Regions from separate parts of the Homo sapiens genome. Here region 1 is linked to region 2. A link is an interaction called in ENCODE POLR2A ChIA-PET data of the cell type or tissue named here. Cell type or tissue: Panc1. All regions are shown on one strand. Links, peaks and the distances in the headings refer to the core of each region. The heading gives the core; the rest is flanking DNA.

What was found. ChIA-PET counts read pairs that join two places held together with the same protein. Peaks named below come from ENCODE experiments on the same cell type or tissue, not always from the same donor. Only the 100,000 strongest peaks of a DNase experiment are listed, where the experiment ranks them.
Region 1: POLR2A ChIA-PET joins it to region 2 with 11 read pairs; 2 of 35 experiments call an interaction of 5 or more read pairs at or near these places.

The regions. Positions count from the first base shown.
Region 1 is chr12:121,335,411-121,343,410 of GRCh38, forward strand. ANAPC5 (anaphase promoting complex subunit 5) reads right to left here. Exons shown (of 17, transcript NM_016237.5): 5 at 6,593-6,659; 6 at 1,881-1,982; 7 at 123-313. Among named protein-coding and RNA genes, the nearest start is that of ANAPC5, 13 kb to the right of the region's middle. RefSeq lists a silencer at 1-186. In Panc1, for the core only: no CTCF peak of the experiment used is centred there; no DNase peak of the experiment used is centred there.
Region 2 is chr12:120,970,724-120,986,606 of GRCh38, forward strand. HNF1A (HNF1 homeobox A) reads left to right here and starts at 7,820. Exons shown (of 10, transcript NM_000545.8): 1 at 7,820-8,371. The coding sequence starts at 8,046. It overlaps HNF1A-AS1 (HNF1A antisense RNA 1), which reads right to left and starts at 1,569. Exons shown (of 1, transcript NR_024345.1): 1 at 1-1,569. RefSeq lists an enhancer at 2,162-2,689. In Panc1, for the core only: no CTCF peak of the experiment used is centred there; no DNase peak of the experiment used is centred there.

The DNA.
Region 1 (8,000 bases), core at 1-8,000, 360 kb after region 2:
CCGCCTTGGCCTCCCAAAGTGCTGGGACTATAGGCGTGAGCCACCGCACCAGGCCAAACAGCAGACTTTTTATTGTCATCGGTTCCTTCAATTTGCGCAAGGACAAAGGTCTATAAACTTACTAGTGACCGAAGCGGCAGTGCAGGGCGGCAAGATTCAGAGCGGCGTATCTCAAGCTCCGGCCATAGCCCTCTTCCCCATTACTTTTGCTTTCGGCTCCGGTAAGAATCAGACGATCAAAATAATGGAGGAGACTGTGTGTTGAACTGAAAACATCTTGGACACGGAGGTTGTTTAAGTAGCTGAGATAATGCTAAAACAAGAAATAATCAATGTATTTTAAACGCTGTAAATATCTCTGGTGTAAGACAACTGCAGAGAGTTCCACTGTCTACAAACACTAGTGTATCCCATACCCTTCTAATAAGATGGTCATAGTTTAGCTTAATCTTCTCCCTAGAGGCAGAATAAAACAGCTTCAAGACACATTCCCCCTAGAGGGAGTCCACAAATTAAAAATGGGAGTTCCATTAGTATTTGTGTCAGTTTTATCTCAAATATACTCCACTATGCCACTGGTTACATGAGTGATAGATGAGAATACTGGGCCTTACCTAGTTCAAATATTGAGGAAAACTGAGTGTTCAGAATTAAAGATCCTAAAACCTGAATTCATATACAAATTATAAAATTAAGTTTTATTAATGTACAAGTTAAAACACACTGAGACTTACTAGTTTACTAAGTTAATTATTTTCATTTTTTTTTTAATCACTGAAACTTCCCTAACAGGCAGATCTCAGTTACTAGGAAGCAAAATAGATATATTTCTGCACCCAAAGTCAGATGGAAAATCCAAATACTATTTAAGAAAATTTTCCGAGTAAAAAATCCATTAAGGAATGGAATTATTAGAACTTTAAAAATAAACACTGACAAAAGAAGAGAAAGGAAAAGAGTTTTTCAGCCTCAAAACTGTCATTTAGGCTGGGCGTGATGGCTCATGCCTGTAATCCCAGCACTTTGGGAGGCCGAGGAGGGTGGATCACCTGAGGTCAGGAGTTCGAGACCAGCCTGGCCAACATGGTGAAACCCCGTCTCTACTAAAAATACAAAAAATTAGCTGAGCATTGTGGCGTGTGCCTGTACTCCCAGCTACTCGAGAGGCTGAGGCAGGAGAATCACTGAGAACCCGGGAGGCAGAGGTTGCAGTGAGCCAAGATCGCACCACTGCACGCCAGCCTGGGCAACAAGAGCGAAACTCAGTCTCCAAAACAAACAAACAAACACTGTTTTTTGCATCAGTCTAGTATATTATCTCCAGTCCAAACTTTACAACATCAGGAGGATGATGACTGAAAGAGAACATCAAGAGTAAGAAGAAATCGCCTATGGCCCGAGGAGGGAGGGAGGAGCTTTGCAACCTATACCGAGTTGTTTGCCTACCAAGAACACGATTTCCTTCAAGAACCTGGGCCAATGGGCTGATTCTCATTTGCACAGCTACTCAATATAAAAAGTAGCCTTGGCCAGGCGCAGTGGCTCACGCCTGTAATCCCAACACTTTGGGAGGCCGACGCGGGCAGATCATGAGGTCAGGAGATCAAGACCATCCTGGCCAACATGGTGAAACCCCATCTCTACTAAAAATACAAAAATTAGCTGGGCGTGGTGGCACGTGCCTGTAATCCCAGCTACCTGGGAGGCTGAGGCAGGAGAATCACTTGAACCAGGGAGTCGGAGGTTGCAGTGAGCCAAGGTCGTGCCACTGCACTCCAGCCTGGCAACAGAGTAAGACTCTGTTTCCAAAAACAAACAAACAAAAAAAGTTGCCTTGTCATTCCTTTCCAACACAGCAACAAATTCTGGGAAAGACTTACCGCTTCAGCAAAATCAGGATTAAATTTCAACAAATTGTTTAATTCCTTCTGCAAGGAAGCTGGAGTGAGGGCCTTAGTCTCATCATTCTTTAGCAAAGAAGCCTGAAATTTAAAAATGGTAACTCAGTAGAAAGAAAGGGTCAATAAACATATGAAAAGATATACTAACTAGCATCACCTGATTATTTTCTTTTCTACAGGGGTCCCTTCAGGCTCTGGCCCCTCATCTCGCCAGCCTTGGCTGGCCTTCCCTCACTCTAGGTAACACTGAAGGTGGACCCTGCCACATGCTCTCCTCTTGACCATCTACAACACTGTTTCCTCTTCCAGAAACACCAAGCCTCCCACCCATCGCTCCCCAGCCATATACTACCCAAAGCTGAGCAAACCGACGCCCATGCCTAGCTCATCCTCTGGGCCACCTGCTTCTGTCACCTTCTAGATGAAGGTGAGATCCTATAAGCCCCTCCATGCTCCCATAAGCCCTCTGCACTTACCCCCCCTGTGGCACTATCAAACTATAGTAAAATTGCCAATCTGACCCCACCCCAGACTGTAAGCTCCTTCCAGGCAGGTAATGTGTTTGCTTCTTGTATTTCCAGTGCCTGTATGGGGCCTTATGGGAGCCAGGTGGCTTGCCCCAGCTCTACTTATTTGTTTCATATGGACGATATCAGCAACAATTATATAAAATATGTAGAAAGTTAGCTACAAATTAAATGTTTACATTTAACTGGGTTATAGACACTTAACTCCAATTTTACCTAGATGAGTTTTTCTATAAGTAAAATAATTTCTAAGGGCAGGGTGTGGTGGTTGATGCCTGTAATCCCAGCACTTTGGGAGGCAGAGGCTGAGGCATGAGTATCGCTTGAGCCCAGGAGTTCAAGAACAACCTGGGCAATATACTGAGACCTCATCTCTATTTAAAAATAATAATTTCTTTAAAAAAAATTTTTTTAAAGTAAAAATAATTTCTAATTCCATTGTTAATTTATGTCATTATAGAAAATTATTGGCCAGGCGTGGTGGCTCACACCTGTAATCCCAGCACTTTGGGAGGCCGAGGAGGGCAGATCATGAGGTCAGGAGTTGGAGACCAGCCTGGCCAACATAGTGAAACCCTGTCTCTACTAAAGATACAAAACATTAGCCGGGTGTGGTGGCGCACACCTGTAATCCTAGCTACTCGGGAGGCTGAGGCAGGAGAATCACTTGAACTCGGGAGGCAGAGATTACAGTGAGCCGAAATCACGCCACTGCACTCCAGCCTGGGTGACAGGGCAAGACTCAGTCTCAAAAAAACAAAACAAAACAAAACAAAAAACAAATTATTATGTAGGTGTAGTATGGGGAAAAATTATTCCAAAAATATAGAAAACCTACAGAAGAAAACAAAAATCTTCTGCAATCTCACTACCCAGAAATAACGCTATTAATACTTTAGTGTATATTATCCTAGTCTTTGTTCTGTATGTGTGTATATATGTTACATATCATATTCTGATTTTGTTAAAAATATGTGTATACATATTATATAAATTTACAATATACCCTGTATTGTAAACATATATTGTGTATACATTACATTTTTAACAAAATCACAATATATGTTTATAATACAGGGTGTATTCCAAATTTATATAATGTGTATATACACATTATATTTTTAACAAAATCAGAATATGATATGTAACTTTATTTCCTGTTCTTTTCATTTTATATTGTAAACTTTGTCTCATCATCAAATATGACTTTTTTTTCTTTTTTTTTTTTTTTTTTGAGACAGAGTCTTGCTCTGTCGCCAAGGCTGGAGTGCAGTGGCACAATCTTGGCTCACTGCAACCTCCACCTCTCAGGTTCAAGTGATTCTTCTTGAATCCCAAGTAGCTGGGATTACAAGCATCCACCATCACATCTGGCTAATTTTTTGTATTTTCAGTAGAGACAGTGCTTCTCCATGTTGGCCAGGGTGGTCTCAAACTCCTGACCTCAGGTGATCCACCTGCCTCTGCCTCCCAAAGTGCTGGGATTATAGGCATGAGCCACTGTGCCCGGCCTGAAAATGTGATTTCTAAACCAAAACCAAAATCTAAACTTTCACTGTCATATTTATTGTAAATACTTTTTCCCAAAGTATTGGAGCCCAAGAACACCTTTGTTATTTGCCTTTTAATTTTTTAATTTTATTTCTTTTTGAGAAGGAGTCTCGCTCTGTCGCACAAGCTGAAGTACAGTGGCGAAATCTTGGCTCACTGCAAACTCCGCCTCATGGGTTCAAGCGATTCTTCTGCTTCAGCCTCCCAAGTAGCTGGGACGACAGGCACATGCCACCACATCAGCTAGTTTTTGTGTTTTAATAGAGACGGGGTTTCACCATGTTGGTCAGGCTGGTCTCGAACTCCTGACCTCAAATGATCCACCCGCCTTGGCCTTCCAGATTGCTGGGATTACAGGCATGAGCTGCCACGCCCATCCTGTTTGCCTGTTAATTATGTTAAAACAAGTCCTGACATGGAGATGCTTTCAATTTTTATTCTGAAAATCAAATTATCTTCTCCTACATGTTTTCTTCCAGTTTTTTTTTTTTTTTTTTTTTTTCCCAGATGGAGTGTCGTTCTTGTGGCCCAGGCTGGAGTGCAGTGGTGTGATCTCGGCTCACTGTAACCTCCACTCCCCAGGTTCAAGCGATTCTCCTGCCTCAGCCTCTGAAGTATTCCATAGCTTTTATGTTAGAAAGCTCTGGCCAGGCGCAGTGGCTCACGCCTGTAATCCCAGCACTTTGGGACGCCGAGGTGGGCAGATCACCTGAGGTCAGGTGTTTGAGACCAGCCTGCCCAACATGGCAAAATCCCGTCTCTACTAAAAACACAAAAAATTAGGCAGCTGTGGTGGCAGGCACCTCTAATCCCAGCTACTTAGGAGGCTGAGGCAGGAGAATCGCTTGAACCCGGGAGGCAGAGGTTGCAGTGAGCTGAGATCACCACCGCACTCCAGCCTGGGCAACAAAAGCAAAACTCCATCTCAAAAAAAAAAAAAAAACCAACAATGTGTAGCTCATTCTAGCCTAATTATCTAACTAAAGCTGTAAATATTTACATTTAACCCTGTAATCCATCTGTAATATACTGAGGTACAAGGTAAGGTAAGGAAGGATCCAGCTGTACTTTTTCCTTACAGTTAACCAATCACATAGACAGGTTTTTCTAATCTGTTTGAAATTCATCTGCAGAGGTAATTCCGTAAATTTTTTTTTTTTTTTTTGAGACGGAGTCTCACTTTGTCACCCAGGCCAGAGTGCAGTAGCGCAATCTTGGCTCACTGCAACCTCCGCTCACCGCAACCTCCACCTCCCGGGTTCAAGCGATTCTCCTGCCTCAGCCTCCCGAGTAGCTGGGATTACAGACGGGCATCACCACACCCGGCTAATTTTTGTGTGTGTGTTTTTTTTAGCAGAAACAGGGTTTCACCATGTTGGTCAGGCTGCTCTCAAACACCTGACCTTGTGATCCGCCTGCCTCAGCCTCCCAAAGTGCTGGGATTACAGGCGTGAGCCACCATGCCCAGCCTCCATCACTTTTGTCTAGATATAAACATTACATCTTTCTGCAGAAAGCTCATAACAAAATTAGGGAAAAGTAGAAAAATAGAGCAAAAACTAAAAATTCTATGCTGAAAATAACACAGAAAAATGTTCAGATTATGTTTCCAAGAAAATGAAAAAATATGGCTGAAAAGCATCCATAAGAAATGTTTGGGCTGGGCGTGGTGGCTCACACCTGTAATCCCAGCACTTCGGGAGGCAGAGGTGTCGGTGAGCTGAGATTATGCCACTGCACTCCAGCCTCAGTGACAGAGTGAGACTCCGTCTCAAAAAAAAGAAACAAAAAAGAAATGTTTGGGGCACGCTGGTTCATGTCTGTAATCCCAGCACTTTGGGAAGCCAAGGCAGGTGGATCACCTTAGATCGAGAGTTCAAGACCAGCCTGGCCAATGTGGTGAAACCCCATCTCTACTAAAGATACAAAAATTAGCCAAGTGTGGTGGTGCACGCCTGTAATCCCAGCTATTTGGGAGTCTGATGCATAAGAATAGCTTTAACCCAGGAGGCAGAGGTAGCAGGGACCCGAGATCATGCCACTGCACTCCAGCCTGGGCAATGCTCTAGCCTGGGCAACAGAGTAAGACTCTGTCTCAAAAACAACAAAAAAAGAGAGAAGTGTTTGGAGCAAAGTGTATTAATATCTGCAACTGGAAATATATATCAAAAAATAAGATGAAATGGTGGCTGAATAGAGAGTGGTTAGATAAGTAATAAATAGAACAAAAATATTAATTGTAGAATCGAGGTAATAGGTATGGGTAATTACCATACACTGCTTTTCAGGCTCTCTTTATGTTTGCAAATGTCTATAATAAAATGTTGAGAGAAGGGTTAAATCACAGGGTTTTAGGCTGTTAGTCACATACCATTACTAAATGAAACCTGGATTATAACTTTAATAGAAAAATAAAATCACACACAAAATAGGAAGGGGCACAGAGCTACAAGTGCTTCGTTAGTGAGGCAGAGGGGACCAAGAGTAAAGGCTGACACAGACTGACCAACAAACCTATGCACATAACGGGCCTATGCCACAACACACATCACAGGACTAGACACATCACAGGACTAGAACAGAAGTTCATGATAAATTACAGAATTCACATACCTGTTGAGAAAGAAAAAATTCTGCTTGTTTTTGGGACAGAGGCCCACTGCAAGATACCTCCTCTTCTCTGGAAAAAATAAAAAAACAAAAATAGTAAAGAATTACACAAAAGTAAAAATGATAACATTTATAAAATCAGATGGATTCTTGTATCGAAAGAGTTCAAAAAATTTAACTCTCTCCTCAGAACTAGGAAAGAAAAACATAAAAAGTGATGTTGAGATCAATGCACAGAGCCCATAAAGAAGCCCTGGCATGCATGGTCAAATGGTTTTTGGCAACAGTGCCAAGACCATTTGATAGGGAAAGGACAGCCTTTCCAACCAATGATGCTGGGAAAACTGCACATCCACATGCAAAAGCATGAAGGTGGATCCTTATCTAACACCATATTCAAAAATTAACTCACAAGGACTCAAAGACCTCAATGTGAGGCCAAGGACTCAAAGACCTCAATGTGAGGCCAAAAACCGTAAAACTCTTAGAAGATCTTCCTTCCACCTGCTAGTAATAAAAAATAAATAATACATTTTTAAATAAAAAAAATTAAAAACTCTTAGAAGAAAACATCGAGGAGGCCAAGCGCGGTGGCTCACACCTGTAATCCCAGCACTTTGGGAGGCCAAGGCAGGTGGATCACAAGGTCAAGAGATCAAGACCATCCTGACCAACATGGTGAAAACCTGTCTCTACTAAAATACAAAAAATTAGCCAAGTGTGGTAGTGCGTGCCTGTAGTCCCAGCTACTCAGGAGGCTGAGGCAGAAAAATTGTTTGATCCCGGGAGGTGGAGGTTGCAGCGAGCCAAGATCACGCCACTGCACTCCAGCCTGGCGGCAGAGCGAGACTTCATCTCAAAAAGAAAAGATCACAAAAAGAAAACAATTGAAATTTTCCTTTAAAAAAGAACTAAGAAATACATGTAAGTACATCCTATAAAATAAAAAGGTTCTCTAACAAAGTAATTTCTTTTAGACAAAGAATTATAATCATTAGTTAGATTTAAATATAAAGAATACATTTCTTCAATTTTCACGATGAAATTCAGTTTACTAAATATGCATGATTTTCTGAAACCATATACCTTTATAGAAAATATATTGGATTATACATAAATGACTTCTTAGAATAAGATAAAAACAAAAAGATGGAGTTAGACCTAAATAAATCAAGTTAAGAGAAAACCAACCCAAATAAGAAAAGTCTGAATTTTAACATTTCTGCAGAAGTGACACTTTGCTACTTTAAGCATATAAAGTAGCTAGAAAAAGGATTACACTGTAGCCTAGAAGCATTTCTGAGGGCAACTAACTAAAAGAGAAAGTAGAGAATAATAATAGTTAACATTTCTAGGCACAGTTCTGAATACTTTATATGAATTTATCATTTAATTCTGACAACCCTCTGGG
Region 2 (15,883 bases), core at 3,928-11,927:
AGAGAAGTGGGGTCGTCATGTTGGTAATCACGTAACAGTGATCGTTCAGTCATGCGGAATGCTTTCAAGGTGTTGGACACTGTTCATTTTTTATTTTTAGTTTTTGAGGCAGGGTCTCACTCTGTCGCCCAGGCTGGAGTGCAGTGGTGCAATCTTGGCTCACTGCAACCTCTGTCTCCTGGGTTCAAGCGATTCTTCTGCCTCAGCCTCCCTAGTAGCTCGGATTACAGTTGTTTGCCACCACGCCCGGCTAATTTTTGTATTTTTAGTAGAAATGAGGTTTCGCCATGTTGGCCAGACTGGTCTCGAACTCCTGACCTCAAATGATCCACCTGCCTCGGCCTCCCAAAGTGCTGGGATTGCAGGTGTGATCCACCACACCTGGCCGCTTGCAGGGTGTTGGACACTGTGGATATCACCTCATTCATTCTCCTAACAACCCAAGAGAAGAGGAACTGAGGCAAAGAGAAGTTAAGCAAGTTGCCCAAGGCCATACGGCTAGTAAACGGCAGAACGAGGCTCAAACCCAGGCACTCTGGCTCTAGAGTGTGTGTTCCTAACCACTGTGCTCTAGCACCTCGGAACCTTAGTCTCTTCATCTGCAAAATCAGCACTGAGGTGACAAGGCCAACGAGCAGAGGGTTGGAGTTACCCAGAACAACAACAACAACAAAAGTAATAGTAACACATATTTGGTCAAGGCTTAGATTCTGGCGTCATGGGGATCTGGGTTCAAATCCTAATTCTGCCTTAGCCGATTAGGGTCCCTATCCTCTTAAAGCCTTGGTTTCCTTATCTGTAAAATGGGGATATCATGAAGCTGTTAGATGTTAAATGAGAAAATGAATGAGAAAATTGCATGTACTGTCCATAAAGTTGAAAAGATAATAGGGGTGGGAAGGAGAACAGTCCGAGTTTGAATGCAGGTGGGCCCTGGGGCATTGTCTGGACTGAAGGACAAGGGTCAGTTGAATTGCCAAAGAGCTCTGAGACTGGCTGAAGGGACACTCGTCTTGTGCTAGCTGCTAAGACCAAGGGGAAGCCTGTGCCTCGCCCGAATTTTAGTCTTGCAAACAGCTGCTCACCCAGTAGGAGAGAATTGTGATAAAACTCATAGCCACCATTTCTTGAATATCTACTATGCCCCGGGACACAGCAGACTATTTTAGAGAATTTGCGAAGGAAACACAGTGACATCTGTTGGACACCTTGCAAACTACCAGCTCAGGATAGTTAAATTTGAATGTTAGATGGAGGGAACTTCCTTTCCACAATGACATGATTTTGTAAAGCTGAGTGTATGGCAGTTGTCATGATTAAAAGCAAGTGCCATGCAGAAGTTATTGTGTAACAGGAAATGAGATTAGATAGCGTCCAATCTAATCTCAAGGTTTGAGTAGCTGTGGACAGCCCAACAGGCACAGGCCTCCCGTTAGTACATCCATACGAGAAGTTAAGAATGAGTGAAAATAGTTTTTTTTTTTTTAATTTATGTGCATTATTTTTTTCAAGCAGCTACCTTGTTAGGACATACTTAATAGTTATCTTGGCCTACCTACTGCACTTACTAAACAACTGTTCACTTTTTAATTTTTAATTTTCAGATTTTTTTGAGACGGATTGTTACTCTATCGCCCAGGCTGGAGTGCAGTGGCGTGATCTCTGCTCACTGCAACCTCCGCCTCCCGGGTTCAAGCTATTCTCCTGCCTCAGCCTCCTGAGTATCTGGGACTACAGGTGTGCGCCACCACATCCAGCTAATTTTTGTATTTTTAGTAGAGATGGGGTTTTACCATGTTGGCCAGGCTGATCTGGAACTCCTGACCTCAGGTGATCCACCTGCCTCGGTCTCCCAAAGCGCTGGGATTACAGGTATGAGCTACCATGTCCGGCTGTTCCTTTTTTTTTTTTTCTTTTTCTTTTTTTTTTGAGACGGAGTTTCTCTCTGTCACCCAGGCTGGAGTGCAGTGTCATGATCTCAGCTCACTGCAACCTCTGCCTTCTGGGTTCAAGTGATTCTCCTGCCTCAGCCTTCCGACTAGCTGGGATTATAGGTGCCCACTGACAAGCCTGGCTAATTTTTGTATTTTTAGTAGAGACGGGTTTTCACCATGTTGGCCAGGCTGGTCTCGAACTCCTGACCTCAAGTGATCCACCCACTTCGGTCTCCCAAAGTGCTGGGATGACAGGCATGAGCCACTGCGCCCAGCCACTGTTCGCTTTTTTTCTCAGTGGTTCTCTAGTCCATTGCCTTAACCACTCACCATGACTACAGCTCTTATTTGCAGTGACTCTCAAGAATGCAAATGCAAATGCCATTCCTGACCTCGAGTTAATTCAGCTTTGTCCCCTGAGCATGGGGGAAAGGCAGGCTGGGGGCTGGAACTTTCTGCTTGTGTACCTATCTCTTTAGACTCTGGAGGCTCCTCCCCAATCTCTGTCATTCCCTCTCCAACCAAATCCACCTGCCGTCCCAGACTCAAATGCTCAGCCACCTAACTGCCTGAGGACCCAGCAGTTAATGAGTTTACATGCTGGGGGCAGGAGTCAGGGCCAACACTCCTTGGTTCCTCTGGCTCCCTGGAAAGGGAAAGTCACCAAGAGGCAGCTGCAGGCAGCAAAGAGAATAAGCAGGAGAACCTCAAAGCCACAAAGGGACAGCACACAGCATCTTCCCTGTTTAGCCTGGACTTGAGAATGCTGTCCCCAGCAGTAAGCTGCTCAACCTCAAAGCAACTTGCACGGGGGTTTACAAAAAAATGCACTTGGCCGGGCACGGTGGCTCACGCCTATAATCCCAACAGTTTGGGAGGCCGAGGTGGGTGGATCTTTTGAGGCCAGGAGTTTGAGACCAGCCTGGCAAACATGGTGAAACCCTGTCTCTACCAAAAATACAAAAATTAGCCAGGCATGGTGGTGTGTGCCTGTAGTCCCAGCTACTCAGGAGGCTAAGGTAGGAGGATTGCTCGAACCCAGGAGGCAGAGGTTACAGTGAGCTGAGATCGCACCACTGTACTCCAGCCTGGGTGACAAAGTGAGGCTCTGTCTCAAAAATAAAAATAAAACATAAATGCACTGGAGGAAAGAGGGTACCACTCTCCTTAAGGCGGGGGCTGCCAACTTGTCCTGCACAGCCCGTCCGCCTGCCTCAGGTGGACTTAAAGCCCAGCTCTGAGGGACTCTGAGCAGTCATTTAACCTCTCTGAGCCTCTCTTTCCTCCCCTGCAGAAGGGGGATTATAACAGTTCCTAATTCATGAGTTGTTCTTGGAGTGAAATACATTACTGGCCAGGTGAGATGGCTCATGCCTGTAATCCCAACACTTTGGGAGGCTGAGGTGAGAGGATTGCTTGAGCCCAGGAGTTCGAGACCAGCCTGGGCAACAAAGCAAGACCCCCATCTCTAAGAAAAGTAAATAAATAGGCAGGGTGCAGTGGCTCACCCCTGTAATCCCAGCACCTTGGGAGGACGAGGTGGGCAGATGGCTTGGGCTCAGGAGTTTGAGACCAGCCTGGGCAATGTGGCAAACTCTTGTCTCTACTAAAAAATACAAAAATTAGCGAGGCATGGTGGCACACGCTTGTAGTCCCAGCTATTGGAGAGGCTGAGGTGGGAGGATCACGGGAGCCCCAGAAGCATAGGTTGCAGTTTGCCAAGATTGTGCCACTGCACTCCAGCTCGGGCGACAGAAGGAGACCCTGTCTCAAAAAACAAACAAAAAAGATAAATATATAAATGAAGCTGGGCATGATGGTGCGTACCTGTAGTTCCAGCTACTTGGGATGCTGAGGTGGGAGGATTGCTTGAAGCCAGGAGTTCTAGGCTGAAGTGAGCTATGATCATGCCAGCCTGGGTGACAGAGTAAGAATCTGGCTCTTAAAAAAATAAAAAGTAAAATGGAACAGGTGAAGTTATTTTCTTTAATTTTTAAAATAAAAAGTTATTTTTATAAATAAAATTTTAATTTAAACCAAATTATTTTAAACTAAATATAACATTATATTTGTATAATATATAAATAATATTTTAATTAAATCTAATTTAAAATTATTCTAAATGTTAACTTTTTTTTTTTTTTTTTTTTTTTGAGAGGGAGTCTCGCTCTGTCGCCCAGGCTGGAGTACAGTGGCGCGATCTCGGCTCACTGCAAGCTCCGCATCCTGGGTTCACGCCATTCTCCTGCCTCAGCCTCCTAAGTAGCTGGGACTACAGGCGCCCGCCACCACGCCAGGCTAATTTCTTGTATTTTTAGTAGAGACGGGGTTTCACCATGTTAGGCAGGATGGTCTCAATCTCCTGACCTTGTGATCCGCCCACCTCGGCCTCCCAAAGTGCTGAGATTACAGGCGTGAGCCACCGCGCCCGGCCTAAATGTTAACTTTTAAATTGTCTTTTTTTTTTTTTTTTTTTTTTTTGAGACAGTGTCTTGCTGTATCACCCAGGCCAGAGTGCAGTGGCATGATCTTGGTTCACTGCCACCTCCGCCTCCCAGGTTCAAGTGATTTTCCTGCCTCAGCCTCCTGAGGTTAATTTTTGTATTTTTATTACAGATGGGGTTTCACCATATTGGTCAGGGTGGTCTCGAACTCCTGACCTCAGGTGATCTACCCACCTTGGCCTCCCAAAAGTGCTGGGATTACAGGCGTTAGCCACCACGCCCGGCCAAAATTTTCTTAATTTAAAAATTTAACTCAATATATTTTTTAAAAATTATCATTTCAAGAAGTGACATTAGCCATCTTTCAAGTGCTTGGTAGCCACATGTGGCTGGTGGGTGAGGGCAGGGCCTGTTTTTTTTTTTTTTTTTTTTTTTGAGACAGAGTTTTGCTCTTGTTGCCCAAACTGGAGTGCAATGGCGTGATCTCGGCTCACTGCAACCTCCGCCTCCTGGGTTCAAGTGATTCTCCTGTCTCAGCCTCCTGCGTGCATCACCATGCCCAGCTTTTTAAATTTTTAGTAGAAATGGGGTTTCATCATGTTAGCCAGGCTGGTCTCAAATTCCTGACCTCAGGTGATCCACCCACCTCGGCCTCCCAAAGTACTGGGATTACAGGCATGAGCCACTGTGCCTGGCCACAGGGCCTGTATTTAGATGTTTGCTATTTTGTTCAGCACAGATTATTTTACATTAGTTAAAAAATATTTTTTGAGGCCGGGCATGGTGGCTCACACCTGTAATCCCAGCACTTTGTGGGGCTGAGATGGGAGGATCTCTTGAGTCCAGGAGTTTGAGACCAGCCTGGGCAACATGGTGAAACTCCGTCTCTACCAAAAATACAAAAAAAAAAAAAAAAAAAATTAGCTGGGTGCAGTGGTGCACACCTGTAGTCCCAGCTACTCGGGAGGCTGAGGTAGAAGGATGATTTGAGCCCAGGAGGCGGAGGTTGCAGTGAGCCCAGATCATGCCATTGCACTCTAGCTTGGGCAACAGAGCCAAACCCTGTCTCAAAAAATAAAAATAAATAAAAATGAAAAAAAAAATCAGAATTGCACACATGAAATGGGTGAATTGTATGGTAAGTATATCTCAATAAAGCTACAACAATATTTTTATTGATTTACATACCATCAAACTCGCCCTTTTAAAATGTGCAATTCATTGGGTTTTAATAAAGTCACAGAGTTGTCCGATATCACCACAATCAATTGTAGAACATTTTTATCATCCTAAAGAAACCCAGCACCATGGAGTGGCCACTCCCCATTCCCTTCTCCCACCCAGGCCCTGACAACCACAAATCCACTTCCTGTCTCTATGGATTTGCCTGTTCTGGACATTTCAGATAAATGGACTCACACACTATGTAGTCTTTAGTGACCACTTTTTCACTTAGCATCATGTTTTCAAGGCTCATGCATGTTGTGGCATGTACTGGAACTCCATTCCTTTATATGACCAAATAATATACCATTGCATTGGCTGGATGCGGTGGCTCATGCCTGTAATCCCAGCACTTTGGGGGGCCAAGGCGAGGGCATCACCTAAGGTCAGGAGTTCGAGACTAGTCTGGCCAACATGGTAAAACCCCATCTCTACCAAAAATACAAAAATTAGCTGGGCGTGGTGGTACATACCTGTAGTTCCAGATACTCGGGAGGCTCAGGCAGGAGAATTGCTTGAACCCGGGAGGCGGAGGTTGCAGTGAGCCAAGATTGCACCACTGCACTCCAGCCTGGGCAACAGAGCGAGACCCCCATCTCAAAAAAAAAAAAAAAGAAAGAAAAAAATATATATGTCTATACCATTGCATGGTCAAGCCATATTTTGTTTATATATTCATCAGGTGATGAATATTTATGTTTTTTCCACTTTTTGGCTCTTGTGAATAATGCTGCTATGAGCATTCACGCACAAGTTTTTGTATAGACATCTGTTTTTAATTCTTTGGGGTTTTGCATTCATTTTAATTTTAAAAACATATTGCATAAAAATGTTATTTACCTTGATGACTGGGTTTTTTGGCATTCCCTTAAAATTTGCACCTGGGCTGCCAGGCATGGTGGCGCACGCCTGTAATCCTAACACTTTGGGAGGCTGAGGTGGGCGGATGGCTTGAGTCCAGGAGTTTGAGACCAACCTGGGCAGCATGGCAAGACCCTGTCTCCACAAAAAATACACACACAAGGCCGGGCACAGTGGCTCACACCTGTAATCCCAGCACTTTGGGAGGCCGAGGCGGACGAATCACTTGAGGTCAAGAGTTCAAGACCAGCCTGGCCAACATGGTGAAACCCCAACTCAATAAAGAATACAAAAAAATTAGCCGGGTGTAGTGGTATGTGCCTGTAATCCCAGCTACTCCGGAGGCTGAGGCAGGGGAATCGCTTGAACCTGGGAGGCGGAGGTTGCAGTGAGCCAAGATTGCTCCACTGCACTCCAAGCCTGGGTGACAGAGTGAGACTCTGTCTCAAAAACACACACACACACAACCCAAACACACACAACACACACACACAAAATCAGCTGGGTGTCGTGGTGCGTGCCTGTAGTGCCAGCTACTTGGGTACTTGGGTGGCTGAGGCGGGAGGATCACCTGAACCCAGGAAGTCAAGGCTGCAGTAAGCCATGATCGCGCCACAGCACTCCAGCCTGGGTGACAAAGTGAGAACATAGCTCAAAAAATAAAAAAATAAATTTGCACCTGAGGCAAGTGTCACACTCATCCCAACTCAGTCTCACCTTGCATGTTTTCTGCCTTGCTGGCTGTATGACCCTGGACAAGTTACTTAACCGCTCAGAGCCTCGATTTCCTCCTCTATAAAATGGGGATAATCTCTGTAACTGCTCACAGTTGGTAGCAGAATGCAATGAAGTGAATTCGCCCTCACAGAGCCAGCACTGTTCTTGGCACATGGTAATCTTAACATATTTTTTCCTACAGGGAGGCCTGGTGTCAGGCCGGGAGTGGGGTGGAAGGGTCCCAAAATGGATGGAAGGGCCCCAAAATGGCCGTGAGCATCCTCTGCCCTTGAGAAGAGCTAGCCCAGCTGTCTAGAGCTCCCTGCTGCTGCCGCTCTCGTAAGCAGCAAGCATTTTTGGCTCTCCTGTCTCAGCATGATGCCCCTACAAGGTTCTTTCGGGGGTGGGACCCAACGCTGCTCTCCTGATGGCCTCCCTGGCTCCCAGCACCTTCCATCCCAGCTGCTCAGGGCCCCTCACCTGCGCCTCCCCCACCCTCCCCTCTGCCCACTCCCATCGCAGGCCATAGCTCCCTGTCCCTCTCCGCTGCCATGAGGCCTGCACTTTGCAGGGCTGAAGTCCAAAGTTCAGTCCCTTCGCTAAGCACACGGATAAATATGAACCTTGGAGAATTTCCCCAGCTCCAATGTAAACAGAACAGGCAGGGGCCCTGATTCACGGGCCGCTGGGGCCAGGGTTGGGGGTTGGGGGTGCCCACAGGGCTTGGCTAGTGGGGTTTTGGGGGGGCAGTGGGTGCAAGGAGTTTGGTTTGTGTCTGCCGGCCGGCAGGCAAACGCAACCCACGCGGTGGGGGAGGCGGCTAGCGTGGTGGACCCGGGCCGCGTGGCCCTGTGGCAGCCGAGCCATGGTTTCTAAACTGAGCCAGCTGCAGACGGAGCTCCTGGCGGCCCTGCTCGAGTCAGGGCTGAGCAAAGAGGCACTGATCCAGGCACTGGGTGAGCCGGGGCCCTACCTCCTGGCTGGAGAAGGCCCCCTGGACAAGGGGGAGTCCTGCGGCGGCGGTCGAGGGGAGCTGGCTGAGCTGCCCAATGGGCTGGGGGAGACTCGGGGCTCCGAGGACGAGACGGACGACGATGGGGAAGACTTCACGCCACCCATCCTCAAAGAGCTGGAGAACCTCAGCCCTGAGGAGGCGGCCCACCAGAAAGCCGTGGTGGAGACCCTTCTGCAGTAAGGAGCCCTGCCCCGTCCCCGCTCCCAGGAGAGCCTAGAGGGGCCCCCCTCAGCTCCTAACGAGCCCCCCTTCTGAGTTGAGTCCCCATGACCTTCAGCCTTTAGCCTAGTTGCTGGGAAGGGGGACAGGGCCCATGAGAGCCCAGGGGTCCTTGCTTGGAGGTTTGAGCCTCCAGCCCCTGAACTGCTCCTCTGCAGAGTCCCAAATCCCATGAGCCCAGGCCTTTAGCCCAGTCCTTGGGCAAGGGGGACATTTCCCAGGGGGGTCCAAGATGGGAGAAAAAGCAGGTGAGTTCACAACTCAAATGCCTGGAGAACTGGGAGGTGGTGGAAATTTTTAGCCACTCTGATCATTTATACTCTCCAGACCCTAACTCCTGCACTGAGTCCTCAGTGGGTAGGCTCCGGGGCCCAGGAAGCACTGCCAGGGAGGAGGGCCCGAAGCTGGGGTTTGGGGGCTTTCCTGGCCTCCTAGGGACTCATGCGTTTAGCCAGGGAAGCCCAGGTCTTTCTTACCTGAGGCAGACAGAGCCTCGAGGTGGGAGCTGCTCCCCTTTCCTGTATGGCCACAGGCACCCCACCTCACCAGCAGGCGCCATTAGAGGCTGCCCGTTCTACATCCCCATCCGCTGGCGGACTCCCCGTCTCCTGGAGAACTGGGTGGGTCCTGAGCTCGATGCCTCCCCTCTCCTCAGCAGAGCTGACCTAGTTACTAATTACCCATGTGCTTTATTATTTCTCTTTTGTTTTATAAATTTATAAATGGCAAAAGGCTCTGATAAGGTCTGTGATCATTAACTTGTAGGAATGGTGGCCTGGAAAGATCTGGGCCAACCCACCTCCCACCTAGTGGGGGTGGGGGATGGGGGTGTGGGGGAGAAGGAAGGATGGCCTGGGGGCTACAGGGGCCACCCCTCCCCAGCGGCTCCCTGACCTCCACCCTACAGCGCCTGCTTGAGGAGGTTCACTACTTCCTGGGCGCTGTGCTGAGGTTTCACAGGAATAATTTCCCTTCATGGTGAGGAGTCCTGGGCAGAAGCTATTGGTGACTCTGCTTCACAAATGGGGAAACTGGGGCTTAGAGCCGGGAAGGAGCTAGACTAAGTTCACCAAACTGAGGCCCCAAACCTACTCTGTTCGGTGCTCTCAATTGCTATGACCGGGGACCAGAGGCCTGCAGGGGGTGGCCAGGGAGTCAGAGAGAGACCGAGCCCCAAAGATGCTCCAAAGGGGCCCATCTCTTTTCTGTCCAAGGTCCTGATCCCAGCTGGGGTGGGGGAGGGCTGGTGGATTCCTGCTTTCCCAGAGGCCTCAGGGAGCCTCCCGAGGGCCTGGACAGGGGGCAGGGGAGCAGTCAGGGCCCCCTGACTTGGCAGGAAGAGGAGGGCAAAGGACTCCAGAGCTGCAGGGGAGGGGCAAAGAGTCAGGCATCCCAGACCCAGGGCGAAGGCAACCTGACGGGGTGGGGCTGGGCCTGACCTGCCCAGGGCCCCAGATGGGACTGGGGGCTTTGGGGTGAGGGTGGGGGCAGGGGATGCTTTCTTACCTGGCTGAGTGAGCTCTCTCGGTCAGCAGCCCCCTTTGGTGGGATGGTGGGGTTGGGGAGGCTTGATCCACAGCATTTGAAGGGGAAGCAGAGGTCAAAGTGCTTCCTAGGGACCAGCAGAGACCTGGAAGCTGAGGCAGAGAGTGTAGAGAGAGGCCATTGGGGGAGATGGACAGAGAAGCTGGGAGAAGCAGAACGGAGGAGCCAGGGGGGCGGGGGCTCAGACCCAGCTGGGAGAAGGGGCACGGGAGAGAATGAGGCGCCCCAAGCTTGCAAGGAGGCTGGAGTGCTTCCCGCCTGCCCCGATTGGGTTTTCTTTAATGCTAACAGCATGCTATTTACTTTCCATTTAAATTTGAGATGTTGCTATAAATTATCAACCAGCTCCTTGTTCCTGCAGAGTTTATAACTAACTACCTGGGTTACTTATTGTTCAGGTAACAAAAGGGATCGGAAAACGCCCTGAGTGAAAAAAGTGGGGCCTCCAGCGTCAGGGTCAGGAAAGGAGCCAGGGAGAGAGGGGCGGGGGACCCCTATTGAAGGCCTGGGCCATTGGGGAGGTTGAGGCTGGGAAGACGGTACAGAGGCAGAATGTCTAGTAGAAGCTGTTTCCCGGGAGAAGTCAGTGTCTGGGAAGAAGCCGGGGTGGGTCCTGGGTCCCAGGCCTCCCTGGGGTGCCCCATGTTGGTGGCCACAGCAGGAACCTGAGCTCTTTCTTCAGATCTCCCCCTTAGCTCCCTGAGTGACCTTGGGAAAGTCTGTTCCTCTCCTTCTGCCTCAGTTTCCCTCCCTGGCCAAGGAATAAAGTCCAAACTCCCTGCCTTGGTTTCGTTCCCCTCCCTCCACCCCACCAAATTCCTGGATCTCTTCCCAGGTCTTTCTCTTCCTCTCGGCCTTTGCTGCAGTCATTTTGGCTTTGCTGTTCCTCAGTACCCCAAGCCAATTCCCACCCCAGGGCCTTTGCACGTGCTCTTCCTGCTGCTCAGAACCTCTTTCCAGATCTTCCCATGGCCGATTCCTTCTCCTTCAGCTCCCTGATTGCTCCATCCAAAAGGGGGCCCCACCCCCGTCACTCTCTTCCACTACTGTTGTTCACTTTCTCTGGTTCCCTGTCAAGACTTGTGATCATCTGATTTGTTTGTTTTCTATCTCCTGCCATGAAAATAGAAGCTCTTCAAGGACAAGGCCCGTGTTGCCTTATTTACCACTTGTACCCACATCCTGCCCAGTGGCTGATGCACAGCAGGAATGAGTGAGTGACTGGGATTGTCTGAGGCCCTGAAGATATCTGCTGCCCTGTTGGTCAGGGCCCAGCAGCCTGAGACGTGGCCAAGGGAGAAACTGGGACCCAGAGTTCCTTCCTGGGTGTCCTCCCGGGTCCTTTCTGTCCCTGATCAGCTCAAACCCCAGCGTGTTTCTTTTTTGTTGTTGTTGTTGTTATTTTTGAGACGGAGTCTCACTCTGTCGGCCCGGCTGGAGTGCATGGCGCGATCTCGGCTCACTGCAAGCTCTGCCTCCTGGGTTCACGCCATTCTCCTGCCTCAGCCTCCCGAGTAGCTGGGATTACAGGCATGCACCACCACGCCTGGCTGATTTTTTGTATTTTAGTAGAGATGGGGTTTCACTATGTTGGCCAGGCTGGTCTCAAACTCCTGACCTCAGGTGATCCGCCCGCCTCGGCCTCCCAAAGTGCTGGGATTACAGGCACTCAGAGCCACTGCCCTCAGCCTTCAAACCCCAATCTTGAAGTATTCTGATCCTGCCCATCAGGCAGCATCAGGGCACTGAGACTCAGGAAAACAGTAGCCACGGCAGGAGGGGGGGGGGACAGAGGATCTGACGTCCCCAACAAAAGCCAGACTGCCTGCATCCTAATCCTAGCTCTGCCCCTTTCTAGCTTGAGCAGGTGATTTTATACTTCTGAGCCTCAGTTTCGTCTGCAGGGTAGAGATGACAATAGCCCTTGTCCACAGGGTTAAATGGCATGGCACTTGTAGAGTAAACATGTAGTAACTGCAATATACAGCAGTTATTATTAGTGATCCCATTTTACAGATGAGCAAATTAAGGCTGAGAGAGGCAGTGCCTTACCGAACGAAACTCTTCCAAATGACTGAAGGCAAGCCAGGACTTGGACCTGGGTCCTCCTACCTCACGCTCCATACAGCAACCTCGAGGTCACACTTTCCCCTCCCCAGTCATTCCTGCTGTTTAAGTTGACCATCAACTCACTTCCATACAGTGCTTTGGAGTTCACAAAGGGCTTACAAAATGCGCTAAGCTCATTTTTTCCTCCTCCCCATCTCTGAAGTCTGAAATATCATTAGCCCCATTTCACAGATGCGGAAACTGAGGCACACGGAGGTTAAGCAAAGAATCAAGGCCAGGTCTAAAGCCCCCACACTGAGAAGTCAGCTCCCCTCCAGATGTGGAGATGAATACCACAACCTTGCATGCCCTGAAACCCCAGGGGCCAGAGGGCAAGAGGCTCAAAGCCTTGGACATCCGATTGACCCTGGAAAGGGTAGGAGAGAGAGGAGGAAGATGTGGGCGGGTCTTCACTTCTCCTGGGCTCTGCTGTGTGGGGCCAAGGGTCTCCAGGGCTGCATTGTTAAGATGATGATGATGACAATATTATTCCACAAATTCAGCACTTACTGTGCACCAGGCATTGCCCTAAGTTCATCCTCCCTATTTGAAGCTCATTTAATTTTCCCAGTAGCAGTGTGAGGTAGGGGTGGATTTACCCCACGTTACAGGGCAGATGTGGGTCATGCAAGAGCACGCGTGGCTAGGTCACAGTGGTGGGATTTGAACCCACATTGGTTTGACTCTCAAACCCATTAGAGTCAAAGCAGGAGATGCCTGGAGACTTGTCCTCTTAGTTCTTTCCTTTTTCTTTCTTTCTTTTTTTTTTTTTGAGATGGAGTCTCACTCTGTTGCTGGGGGTGGAGTGCAGTGGCGCAGTCTTGGCTCATTGCAACCTCCGCCTCCCGGGTTCAAGTGATCCTCCTGCCTCAGCCTCCTGAGTAGCTGGGACCACAGGCATACGACACCACACCCAGCTAATTTTTGTATTTTTAGTAGAGACAGGGTTTCACTGTGTTGGCCAGGGTGGTCTCTAACTCCTGACCTCATGTGATCCACCCGCCTCGGCCTCCCAAAGTGTGGGGATTACAGGCATGAGCCACCACGCCCAGCCTTGGCCTCTTAGTTCTGAGCTAGGACAGTTGGAGAATCTGCCCTCAAAAATAGTCAGGCCCTTGAAGACTCTGTGTGTGTGTGTGTGTGTGTGTGTGTGTGTGTTTGTGTAAGAGACACACAGAGAGACAGAAGAGAGAGAGTGATAGCAAGGGAGTGGGGGGTAGGGAGAGAGAGACATCGATTCAGTAGGTTCTAGAAAAAAGTGGCACAGGTGGCTTCTCCCAGAAAAGGGAAAGACATGCCCTCTTGGTTCTCTGACTCCTAACTGGCATTTAAAATTCACTTTTTTGTTGTGGATTTTTTGCCCAACTCTACTAGGAATTGTTTAAAAGTGGAACGTTCGTATCAGCTCACTTTAACAGTTTGCTTTCCATTTTCACATTCAAAAGCCTGTCTTCGGTTTCTAAGGGTTGCACATGTATTTGTGCAGGGTGGCTGGCCTTTGTTTTATTTTCAAGTTCAGCTTAAATTTGACCTGGCATGAGAGAATGAGAATGAGAGAGAGAGAGAGAGAAAGAAACAGACAGACATGGAATCAGATGGACAGGGGCACATAGAAAATCTTTGGTTTGAGCCCAGGAGAGGCTCTCAAGAGGTGAGAGGAAGACTGACCCTATTCTCTTTGTGGGAGAGAGAAGGGAAGGAGGGAGGAAGGGAGGACACAGGAGGACATGGCACAGGAGGGTGATGGCTGCAGATGGGGGAGGGGAGGCATCAGGCAGCCTGGCTCTAGGATCAGATAAACATGTTTGCCACAGAGCACCAGGCTGGACTTTGTACTGCCCTTCCTTCTGAGCTCTGACTGGCACTCAGCAAAGCAGGGAGATGAAGGAGAGAGGATCCTAGGAGCCCCGGAAAGAAGGGAGAGAGAGAAGCTGGGGAGAGGCCTGCGGGGGTGGGGTGGTCCTGGCAACATGAAATATTTTTGAGTCCCAACTAGATCACCTTGCACAAGTGACTGCACCTTTCTGAGCCTCAGTTTTCTCCTCTGCAAAATGGGCACACCGTCTACTTCCTAGGGTTATAAGATGTAAGTGGCCAGTCCTCAGCACGGTGCCTGGCTCACAGTAAATCCTCAAGAAACATGAGTTCTCAGACTTTTTTTTTTTTTTTTTTGAGACAGGATTTCACTCTGTCGCCAAGGCTGGAGTGCAGTGGCGCGATCACAGCTCATTGCAGCCCCGACCTCTCGGGCTCAAGAGATCCTCTTGTCTCAGCCTTCTAAGTAGCTGGGACTACAGGCTTGTGCCACCACACTTAGCTAATTTTTCTATTTTTTGTAGAAACAGGGTCCCACTATGTTGTCCAGGCTGGTCTCAAACTCCTGGGCCCAAGGAATCCTCCCACCTTAGCCTCCTGAGGAGCTGGGACTACAGGTGTGCACCACCATGCCTGGCTAATTTATTTTTTTTTTTATAGAGACAGAGTCTCACTATGTTGTCCAGGCTGGTCTTGAACTGCAGGGCTCAAGTGATCCTCCCACCTCGGCCTTTCAAAGAGCTGGGATTACCACCATGAGCCACCATACCCAGTTTACAATTCAGTTTTAAATATTATATATGCCAAGGTGGGAGGATCGCTTGAGCCCAGGAGTTTGAGACCAGCCTGGCCAACATAGCAAGACCCTGTCTCTATGAAAAAAAAAAAATAGAAAAAAGAAGAAAAAGTACAAAAATTAGCTGGGCATGTTGGCATGTGCCTGTGGTCCCAAGTACTTGGGAGTCCGAGGTGGGAGAACCAATTGAGCCCAGGAGTTTGAGGCTACAGTGAGCTATGATCACGCCACTGTGCTCCAGCCTGGGAGACAGAGCAAGTAGCCTCTAAAAAGAAAAATAAATAAATAAAAATAAATATTGGCTGGGCACGGTGGCTCACACCTGTAATCCCAGCACTTTGGGAGGCCAAGGCAGATGGATCACCTGAAGTCGGGAGTTTGAGACCAGCCTGGCCAACATGGTGAAACCCTGTCTCTACTAAAAATATAAAAATTAGCTGGGTGTGGTAGCGCACACCTGTAATCCCAGCTACTCGGGAGGCTGAGGCAGGAGAATCGCTTGAACCTGGGAATCAGAGGTTGCAGTGAGCTGAGCTCGCGCCACTGCACTCCAGCCTGGCCACAGAGCAAGGCTTTGTCTCAAAAAAAAAAACTAAATAAAAATAAATATCATGTATGCATATATAGTATATATTATGTAATTTACAAAGTACACAAGGACAACAGAGAAAACTGTCCTTCTCACTCCCATCCCCAGCACCCCGTTCTCCTCTGGAAGGAACCAGAGTCCCCAGTTCCTTGCGTGCCCTCCGGTATTTTACACGTGCACAAATATGTAGAAATCCTCTTTTACCTCACTTCAAATTATTCATAAGTAGCAGCACAGCAGACACACCAGATAAACTCTGCTCCACCTGGGCACACAGAGCTTCCTCAGCGGGGTTTTTTCAGTGGTTGCATTGAACAGATGCACCTCCATTTAGTTAATCAGTATCCTTTTGCTGGGCTCCTTGGTGGCTTCCAATCTTTTGCTATGGCAAGCAACGTGGCAAGGAATTGCCTTCTACTTGTGCCATTTGTCACCTGTGCCAATATTAAAAGCCACAAATTCTAGAAGCGAATTGCTCAGCGAGGCAGGGGAAAGCACAGGCTTTGGAATCACGCAGACCCAAGTTCAAATCCCAGTCTGCCTGTTTCAGTGCTGCTGTATTGAGCTGTATTTATCTGTAACTTTTTGTTTGTTTGTTTGTTTTTTGAGACGGAG